Linked DNA regions of Homo sapiens: region 2 is linked to region 1. Evidence: chromatin loops called from intact Hi-C (ENCODE). Cell type or tissue: B cell. All regions are shown on one strand. Links, peaks and the distances in the headings refer to the core of each region. The heading gives the core; the rest is flanking DNA.

What was found. A loop is a pair of places that touch in the nucleus more often than their neighbours do. Peaks named below come from ENCODE experiments on the same cell type or tissue, not always from the same donor. Only the 100,000 strongest peaks of a DNase experiment are listed, where the experiment ranks them.
Region 2: a loop joins it to region 1, with 20 times the contacts of the local background. A loop is called at or near these places in 1 of 110 quality-filtered maps.

The regions. Positions count from the first base shown.
Region 1 is chr6:14,274,584-14,279,956 of GRCh38, reverse strand. No RefSeq gene overlaps it. Among named protein-coding and RNA genes, the nearest start is that of LINC01108, 8.2 kb to the left of the region's middle. In B cell, for the core only: no CTCF peak of the experiment used is centred there; DNase peaks (open chromatin) are centred at 2,776 and 4,136; H3K4me3 peaks cover 1,921 bases; H3K27ac peaks cover 4,261 bases.
Region 2 is chr6:15,149,408-15,154,780 of GRCh38, reverse strand. The region is part of intron 2 of LOC105374946 (a long non-coding RNA gene); the gene reads left to right. Among named protein-coding and RNA genes, the nearest start is that of JARID2-DT, 93 kb to the left of the region's middle. In B cell, for the core only: no CTCF peak of the experiment used is centred there; a DNase peak (open chromatin) is centred at 3,400.

The DNA.
Region 1 (5,373 bases), core at 248-5,247:
CTGAGGGAAAGATAATACACCCAGCAGTGTGAAGAAATTTCTTTGCAGAACCAAACTAAAGGTCCAGGTTACTAAACACAGCATTAGTTTTTCTCAAATCAGTATGTGTTGTTATACAGGCAAGCCTAATTAATCATATTTCCAGGGTATACACTGAATAATCTGAGAGAAGAAATCAATTACCTAAATTCGTGGTTCTCATAATTCGAAGCAGTCGAATTTCAAAGTGTAGGTTTTAAATCAGAACTGTTGATCGTGACAGATGGGGACATGGGAGGGAGGTGTGCATTTTAAATTTTAAAGAAACGTAATTTTATAGCAACCTGCATCTGTTAATAGGTTACATCTGTATCTTTTCAATGTTGCAGACATATAAGGCAAAAGAAATATTTTATAGATAATTCAACTAATTGACAGGCCTTTTGTTATTTCTTTGTTTTTTGGGGTTTTTTTGTTTTGTTTTGTTTTTGGTTTTGGTTTTTTTGGTTTTTTGTTTTGTTTTGTTTTTTGAGATGGAGTCTCGCTCTGTCACCCCGGCTGGAATGCAGTGGTGGGATCTTGGCTCACTGCAACCTCTGTCTCCCAGGTTCAAGCAATTCTTGTGCCTCAGCCTCCCGAGTTGCTGGGACTACAGGTGTGCGCCACCACGCCCAGCTAATTTGTTTTGTATTTTTAGTAGAGACAGGGTTTCACCATTTTGGCCAGCCTGGTCTCAAACTGCTGCCCTCAAGTGATCCACCTGTCTTGGCCTCCCAAAGTGCTGATTACAGGCCTGTGCTACTGCACCTGGCCTCTTTTCTTATTTCTAAATCTACTAACAGAGGCTGTTGACTTAGCACTTCTGCCCAAGCTCCTTCAAAGGCAAAACCATGCAGGAGGTGGGGAAGGTGCCTAGAATAAAAGGATGTAACAAATACAAGATGAGGAACAAGTAATATCATTTTTCTTATTGCTTGTTAATTATAATAACTCAGAAGTTGAAGCTTAAATATGTCTCCTTATCTTTTTTTATTCTTCTTTAATTAGTTCTGTTCAGTGAGCACCCTGGTTGGCATGTGTAAGACGTGCTCAGGAATACTCAGCCAATGACACTATAGGATTGCCGGATTTAGCAAAACTGATGTTGTAAAGCCGCTTGAAACTTCTAACGTGTGTAGAGAATTGTATGCACTTTAACAACAGATACATTTTCTTTCCTCTCCTAAGCTGCATTTGTGCCCATCCATTCTTGACCACATGCCTGTATGGCTGCTGTTGCTAGGGAGCCTGGATGTGACAAAGGGCTTTACAGCTCAAAGATCAGAGGGACCAGGACGCTGTGAGCAGCTGCCAGTGGGAACCTGGGCAGCTAAATGCAAGGGGCACTTTCCCCTCGCTGGCAAAGCAGCATCTGGGGGCTGCACTGGTTCCTGCCCCCACCTTCCTCTCCCTCTCCTCCTCCCCGTCTTTTGCCCCCTACCTCTCCCTCCATCTCCTCCTCCCCTTCTTCGAACTCACCTGCCCACCAGGGGCTGGGTAGTGAGTGAAACAGGAGAGGGTGCCCATCAAAGTGGTTTGGCGAGTGGCTACTGCTCAGTATTGCCATATGCAAGGGGCACTTCTGATTTTTCTATATTTTTCAAGCTATGCCAGTTATCTGGGTGTTGTGTGAAGTCACCATATTATTATTATTTCTTTTGAGATGTAGTCACCGTATTCTTCAGCACTGATGACTAACTTGAGTCTTTGAAAAACACCGTGCAAGCTAAAGCAAATGTCTCTGTGGGCTTCCCGACTGCAACCTCTGGGTTAAGGGAAGCCCAGTAGGTGTTTCTCTTTCCTGTCCTACCACCCTGAAGCCTGCCACGGATTCATTCAACAAGTGTTTTTGGACATTGACTATGTGCCAGGCACTGTTCTGTGCTGGACATAAGGCAGTGAAAACTCAGATAAAATGCCTGTTCTCAATAGGCCACATTCACTGAGAGATGGACAGTAAACAAAATGAGTAAGAAGAAAATGTATACTATATTAGATAGTACACAGGGCTATGGAGGAAAACAAAGCAAGATGGCAATAGGAAAGGTGGTTTAGTGTCCACTTTTGAATAGAAAAATTGGAGAAAACTTCAGTGAGAAGGCAGCAAGTCAACAAGAACCTGAAGGAATAAGCCACCTAGAGAACAAGAGAAGAACATTCTAGAGAGAGAGAGTGACGGCAAGTGCAAAGGTCCTGAGGCATGTAGCAAAGGGACTGGTCAGCAGGAGAGGTGGGAGTGAGTGAGTGAGAGCAGGGAAGAGTAGGAGGGAGGCCAGAGAGATGGGGTGGGACAGCCCACTGAGCAGCCTCTGCAATCCATGAAACTGTGGGGGAATTCTGAGCAGAGCAGAAAGTTGACCTGGCATGTTCTCACAGGTCACCCAGGCTGCTGTGTTGAGAGCAGACTGCAGGGAGGCAAAGTGGAGGAGGGAGGCTATGACAGTGATCACAGCAATGGAGATGATGGCAGCTCAGAGCGGGAAGATAGCACACAGGTGGAAAGAGAATGGTCAGATCCATTGCTAGGCAGGCCTCAGGAAATACCAGGTATGGAATTTCCCATCTCCTGGATTTGTTTTAGTCACCTATCAAAAGTAAAATGTAGCATCACGTTTAAAGAATTTTCCACTTAAAAAACCAAAACTGTTCACTTAGCTGCCTTAAAACTCTTTGCTGCCTTGATAGTCTGGCTTCCTGTGCACGGAGAGATCTGTTGACTCTAGCAGGATGAGTTAAGTGAGATCACAAGACACAGAAAGAGGAATAGACAGATCTGAAAATAAGCACTGGCTCATGCACCCAGAACCTAAAGCAGACCAAAATAAACCACATCCTCCCACCACTTTATTTTTTTATATTTAAGGGTTTTTTTGTTGTTTAGCAAAGTATAATTTTAGAGGTGGCAACCAGTTTGAAAAAAAGATGAGCAGGAGGAGAAGGGAAAGAAGAGGACGAGAAAGAGGAGGAGGAGGACAAGGAGGAGGAAGAGCAAGAAAAAGAGAAAGAGGAGGAGGAGTAAGAGGAGGAAGAGAAGGAGGAGGAAGAGGAGGAAGAGGAGGAAGAGGAGGAGGACCCTTAGCCAGGAGCCCAGGACTCAGGAGCAGTGCTGGCCCTTCCCTCTGTCACGAGTGGCTGCATGTAAGGAGAATGAGAATTGCAGACTTGAGCTGTTCAGAACCTCAAAATGTCTCTAATTAGAGACAGATTCAATGTCTGCTATATGTGCTATGTGCCACAGCATTTCCTGTTAATTAAAAGTCATTCACAGCTCTGTGGGTTAAAGGGCCTATTCCATACTCCAGATACTCCTAAAAGTGCTTAGGAAGGGGTAGGAGGAAAGGCATGGCCCACCTGAAAATAGTCCTGCTTCCCCTTGAGACCAGAGTGACCAGCAAATCACCGTGGCAGGTGGCATCTTCTCCCCTCCACAGCAGAGGCTCAGGCACTCCATTAAAAAGGGAGGTAACTGTCATCTCTCAATTCCAGGAATTCCTTCATTCTCTGCCCACCACTTCACCTTCTTTGGGCTCCCTCTCTGGCCTGACCTCCCAGCAGCACCATGTTTAGGTTCTCTTATTTGCCAAGACTCCCTAATAAAGATGCCTTGGCACTCAGCCCATATCCCCTCCACACTTCCCTCGATGTCTGAGGCTGCTCACTGCCAACCCTGGCATTCTGCTTTTTGCCTGGTTTGGGGAACCTTCTAGGTCCACCTGCAGGGAATCCAGAGTGCCAGGTCACTGCCCAGAAAGCCTGCCTCAAGCAATCATGAGCAAGGAACTGTTGGATAATGCCCAGCTTCCTCGTCCCGTAGATGGATTAAATCCAAGGCATGTTCTAAAGTGTCTCCGGGAGCTCCCTGTGGGATCAAGCTCCAGGTGCCCACTGTGGCAAATGGCTTAATAAGCCCCCTTGCTTCCCTCCCTTATCTGTCTCCCTTCCCCCATCCATGCTTCCTGGCCTAACCTCCTAAATAAATGATTTGTGCTTGAAGTCTTGCCTCAGTGTCTGCATTCAGAAGGACCTATCTAAGACACCCATCCACCGCCTCTGACTTGTGCTTCCCCAGGAGAAAGTTCTGCCTGCCCAACTCCTCTGATCCTGCCCTAACCCCCACAGGCAGGGCCCTTCCAGTCCAGGCTAGGCTTCTAGAACAGCTCCCCAGCACAGCCTGGCACCTGCGTCCCTGCGCATCAGGGGCAGGCATTATTGCCTCCTCGCCTTCACCCCCACCCACCTCTGCTGGAGGCTCATGCTCCGTCCTGTCCCAGGAGCCATGGCTATGAGCAGGGTGCCCCTCACAAGCATTCTGCAGCCGCTGCTGCTGGCAGCTGTGGTTTCCTATCAGCTGCTGCGTGCAGGCTGAGGGAGACACTCCTGGGCCTCATCCCAGACTTCCTGGCTTTGCCAAGCTCGCCGCTGCTGGGATGAACAAGGGAGCCCGAGTGTGGAGCTGTGTAGAGTCCCTCCAGGCCCAAGAGCACACTGGGGGCTGCCAATCTCCACATAGAGCTGAAAGAGCTGGAAGCAGAGCCCCAAGGGTGGCAACAGAGGACAGTCAGAAGAGGATGCTCACTGGGGTTGCATCTGGAAGTCACTTATAATTTGGATATCTAATGGCAATGTGGCCTCTTCATGAGGGGCATGGCTGGTCAGGCCTGGGCAGATTGCCTACACGCCAAGCTGTTCTGGTTGATTCTTTGACCGGTTGCCATAAAGCGCCTTTGATCCAACCTTGACACTGGTGGGTTTCACAGCTCTGAGGGAGACACAGCCATCTGGCAGGCTATCCACAGTGGGAGCCCAGACATCAGAGGTTTCTGGAAACATCCGTGGGTATTTTTAGTGCCCCATTTCCCTCCCTTCTTCCCTGACAGCTCCTAAAACAAACCTCAACAAGCAAGGAGGTGCCTGTGTTTCTGCAGCTGGGGCCTCTCCGCCTCCACTCCTGACACCACGTGGGCTGACCTCAGCGAGCTTCTTGCCTTAGCTCTGCGATCAGCCTTTCCTAGAAGGCCCCTGACCCTGGATACCTCTGCCTATGTGCCTGATTCTCATAGAGGCTGGTCCACAGCAAAATAACTTGCAAGAGGACCAGGACGCATCTCCAGTGCCTGGAACACTGCCTGCACGTCACAGGTGCTTCATACAATTTGCCATATAAATGAATGAATAAAGTGACTCATCACTGAGGCTCAAAGCAGTACCCAGGCCAGTTGTTGAGACACGCACCCCAGCGTGGGCTCCGCCACTGCACTCTGCCTTGTCTTGCTGGTTAAACACGTTACTCCCGTTTTTCCCTGTGTAAAGTGGCATACAATGGAGGTTGTGCAACGGAAATGGTTTAGTTGGACT
Region 2 (5,373 bases), core at 313-5,312, 870 kb before region 1:
CTGCCTCAGGTTCCCGAGTAGCTGGGACTACAGGCACGTGCCACTACACCCAGCTAATTTTTGTATTTTTAGTAGAGACGGTATTTCGCCATGTTGGCCAGGATGATCTCGATCTCTTGACCTTGTGATCTGCCTACCTCAGCCTTCCAAAGTTTAGGGATTACAGGCATGAGCCACTGCACCCGGCCAGTCTATCTTAATAATAACAACAATATGTGCCTCCATTGCGCTTTGTATTCAAGGAATTTCAGAGACTTTAGAGTCAGCAAAAAACCCCAAATAGCTGGTCAGGAACACCACTATCAAGATGAAGAAAACAGAGATAGCCAGATGTGGAGGCTCACACCTGTAACCCCAGCACTTTGGGAGGCCGAGGAGGGAGAATTGCTTGAAGCAAGGAGTTTGAGGCCTGCCTGGGCAGCAAAGCAATACTCCCTCTCTAAAAAAAAAAAAAATATATATATACACACACACACACACACACACACACACACACACACACACACACCACACGCCTGTTTGTGTAGATTATAATAGGATACAGATCTATTGACAAATGCTGCTAGAAAAATAATCTTCCCCTAGCAGCCTGCTGGGATTCAGTACCTCAAAGAAGGCATTGAAACTTTGCTCAGTAGAGCAAAAGGTATTTCACTAGGAATTTCTTTCTTTTTCTTTTTTTTTTGGAGATGGAGTCTCGCTCTGTAGCCAGGCTGGAGTGCAGTGGCTCTATCTAGGCTCACTGCAACTTCTGCCTCCCGGGTTCAAGTGATTCTCCTCCCTCAGCCTCCCAAGTAGCTGGGACTACAGGTGCCCACCACTATGCCCGGCTAATTTTTTTTTTTAAGTTTTAGTAGAGATGGGGTTTCATCATGTTGCCCAGGCTGGTCTCGAACTCCTGAGCTCAGGCAATCCTCCTGCCTCGGCCTCCCAAAGTGCTAGGATTACAGGCGTGAGTCACCGTGCCCTGTCTTCACTAGGAATTTCTTTTAAGGAGACTCTCATACTGTCGCTGTGACATGAGAAAACAAGATAGCCTTACTCAACTGGGTAAGACATGAGAAAATAAGATAGCCTTCCTTACTTCATCAAACAAGATAGCCTTACTCAGCTGGGCCTGCTTCTTGCCAAGATCTCTCTATATTTTTAATTCTCAAGGCAGTCACTATGACTTACTGACTTATGCTCAATGTACATCCAGTTAGTTTTGTTCATTCATGTAGGGATTACTTTCAGACCTCACTTGTGTAGGTAGTATCCAGTTACCAGTGCTCCACTGTATACGGCATACGAGGTCCTCCTTGTTGAGATTCCCATGTCACTATTCAAGGGATTCTCCTGCCTCAGCCTCCTGAGTAGCTGGGATTAAAGGCATGTGCCAACCCGCCCGGCTAATTTTGTGTTTTTAGTAGAGACAGGGTTTCTCCATGTTGGTCAGGCTGGTCTGGAATTCCTGACCTCAGGTGATCTGCCCTACTCAGCCTCCTAAAGTGCTGGGATTACGGGTGTGAGCCACCGCGTCTGGCATATCATCTAATTTTTCTTTGAAATTTAGTGAATTTTGCTTGGGGTCTTTCACATACACAGCCTCACCTCTTATATCTGTTTGACCTTGCCATTCCTTACAGAGACAAAATGAATAAAGAGGACATTGGAGGAGAAAACATTTTTGTTTTTTATTCCTCATGACTATGAGCCACAAAGATCTTTGGGAAACTCCTACAGGAATCTATACTTCAGAGAAAGGAGGGCAGAGGGAAGTTGCTGAAATATATCTGATTGTGTAGCTGGCCAGGGAAGAGAGAGACTTTGGTCATAAGGAACAGATGGTGATGATGGGATAAGAGGTCTGAGGCCAATCTTGGGACCAGCAGAAGAAAATAAAGTCTTCTGGAAAACCATCTGTGCTAGGAGCTCTCTCACGCATGGTTTAATTGAGTGTTTCCAAATGTCTTCCTTGGAACTCTAGTCCCAGGAGATGTCTCGTAAGAAGAGGAATCTGAGTTTAAATATGTTTGGGAGATGCTACATATCACATTATTGTCTTGAAGAAGTCCTACAATAAGAAATCCATTTAGATTCTGGGCGCGGTGGCTCACGCCTGTAATCCCAGTACTTTGGGAGCCTGAGGTGAGCGGATCATGAGGTCAGGAGTTCGAGACCAGCCTGACCAACATGGTGAAACCCTGTCTCTATTAAAAATACAAAAATTAGCCGGCTGTGGTGGTGCATGTCTGTAATCCCAGCTACTCAGGAGGCTGAGGCAGGAGAATCACCTGAACCTGGGAGGCGGAGGTTGCAGTGAGCCGAGATCGCACCACTGTACTCTAGCCTGGGCGACAGAGTGAGACTCTGCCTCATAAAAAAAAAAAAAGAAAAATTCATTTAGTGTTTCTCCTTCATCTCATTAGCAGGATTGCCATGTCCAAGGAGATGTGCATTTAAAATGTTGGAAGATATTGCAAATTTGCATATATTTCTATGTCAACCGATGATGTATGAGACCTCCTTGTGACCTAGCATTTCCTTTTTTTTTGAGACAGAGTTTCGCTCTTGTTGCCCAGGCTGGAGTGCAATGGCGTGATCTCGGCTCACTGCAACCTCTGCCTCCTGGGTTCAAGCAATTCTTCTGCCTCAACCTCCCAAGTAGCTGGGATTACGGACATGTGCCACCATGTCCAGCTAGTTTTGTATTTTTAGTAGAGATGGGGTTTCTCCATGTTGGTCAGGCTGGTCTCAAACTCCTGACCTCAAGTGATCCCCCCACCTCGGCCTCCCAAAGTGCTCTGATTACAGGTGTGAGCCACCGCGCCCGGCCCCCCTTTTTATTTTTTGAGACGAAGTCTTGCTCTTTTGCCCAGGCTGGAGTGCAGTGGAATGATCTCGGCTTACTGCAACTTCTGCCTCCTGGGTTCAATCGATTCTCCTGACTTATCCTCCTAAATAGCTGGGATTACAGGCAACTGCCACCATGCCTGGCTAATGTTTTTGTATTTTTAGTAGAGACGGGGTTTCGCCATGTTGGCCAGGCTGGTCTCAAACTCCTAACCTCAGGTGATCCACCTGCCTTGGCCTCCCAAAGTGCTGGGATTACAAGAGTGAGCTGCTGCGCCCGGCCAGCATTTCCCATTTTTATTTGAGTGTGGAAACTTCCTTTTTGGTAATTCCTATTAATAGCCCATACAGCTGATGTTCCAGAAAATAGTTTGGGAATAGGGTCTATCTTATTTTGAATTTTTCAAAATTTTTAATATTTTTGATACTGGTCTATTTTTAGTCTTCTACAATCTGTGTACAGTGTGCGTTACTATCCTCTTTCTATAAATGAAGAACTGAAACTCAGAAAGAAACCTGACCACTTCTTATGAGGTACACTGTCTCTTAACGCCTAACCTACTGAACCCTGCCCTAGGGCACAGATGACAGCTGAGGCTGTACTTGCTGCAACAATCCACTTCTACTGCTAGGGGTTGAAACTCTAGATCCCTTTCCTCTGCAAGCATCGTGCAGTACACTATTGTTCGGTTTCTATGGTCTTTTTAGCACAGTTGTCTATTTTCAGTGCATTGCCGGTTATTAGCTACTGTGGCTTTTCTCTGTAATTCTATCTGCCATATATTGGAGCCTTTTTTTGTTTTAATTTTTTATTAAAATAGAGATGGGATCTCACTATGTTGCCCAGGCTGGTCTCAAACTCCTGGGCTCAAGTGATCCTCCTGCCTTTGGAGGCCGAGGTGGGCAGATCACGAGGTCAAGAGATAGAGGCCATCCTGGCCAACGTGGTGAAACCCCATCTCTACTAAAAATACAAAAATTAGCTGGGCGTGGTGGTGCATGCCTGTAGTCCCAGCTACTCGGGAGGCTGAGGTAGGAGAATCACTTGAACCTGGGAGGTGGAGCTTGCAGTGAGCTGAGTTCACGCCACTGTACTCCAGCCTGGCGTCAGTGCAAGACCCCATCTCAAAAAGAAAAAAAAAAAAGGAGAGATATACTTCTTCTTTTTCCTTTAATTATTTTTAATTTTTTTTTAAAAGAGACAGGGTCTCACTATGTTGCCTGGGCTGGTCTTGAACTCCTGAGTTCAAGGGATCCTCCTGCCTCAGGCTTCCAAAGTGCTGGAATTACAGGCATGAGCCACCATGCCCGGCCAAGATACACTTCTTAGAAGGTATTGTCATCTTTATTTAAGGCTCGGAGAGGTTGTTGCTTACCCAAGGTTACATAGAACCAAGATTCACACAGTTTTGTTGGACTTCTTCAAAGGATACTGCCTTTTTTGGAAACATGTTTTGAGCTCCAGGCAACAACCAATGTTTGGAACCCACCTTATTGCATAATTTGGGACTACCCTAATCTTAAACCTCATTGACAATGATTGGCTGCTTTTGACTCTAGAAATGACTCTCCTGTGTCTCCTGAGTCCTATTTGCCTATCCATTGGTTAAGATCTGCTTTGGTCTAAACAGAGTTAAGGCCAGGCATGGTGGCTCATGCCTATAATCCCAGGGCTTTGGGAAGCCAAGGCGGAAGGATCATTTGAGCTCAGGAGTTCAAGACCAGCCTGGGCAACATTGCCAAATCTGGCCTCTATAAAGAAAAAAACAAAAAACAAAAAACTGGGCGTGAGGAGTACCTGTAGTTCAAGTTACTCAGGAGGCTGAGGCAGGAGGATCCCTTGAGTTCAGGAGCCTGAAGCTGCAGCGAGCTTTGATTGCACTACTGCACTCCAGCCTGGAAAACATGGTAAGACCCCGTCTCAATAAAATAAAATAAAATAATAAAATAAAATAAAATAAAAATAGCCAGGCGCAGTGGCTCACGCCTGTAATCCCAGCACTTTGGGAGGCCAAGGTGGGCAGATCATAAGGTCAGGAGTTCAAGACCAGCCTGGCCAATATGGAGAAACCCTGTCTCCACTAAAAATACAAAAAATTAGCCTGGTGTGGTGGCACATGCCTGTAATCCCAGCTACTCGGGAGGCTGAGGCAGGAGAATTGCTTGAACCCAGGAAGTGGAGGTTGCAGTGAGCTGAGATCGTGCCACTGCACTCCAGCCTGGGTGACAGAGTGAGACTCCATCTCAAAGAACAACAAGAACAACAACAACAAACAACAGCAACAACAGCAGAGTTAGCTATGATATGATGCGTTCTTATCCCCTACCCCTCATGATCTCCCGAATCTTTCCCCCTCTTTCCTCCTGTCCCTCTGTCCTTCTCTTTCCTTCATTTTTTATAAGACTGGCAAGGTTCTGTCTTCTCTCACGATATAACATCTTCATCTTCTGCCCAGTTGGGCATCAAACAAATGATTTTATGAAAGAAATCAAGACGAGACTGGGTTTGGTGGCTCATGCCTGGAATCCCAGCACTTT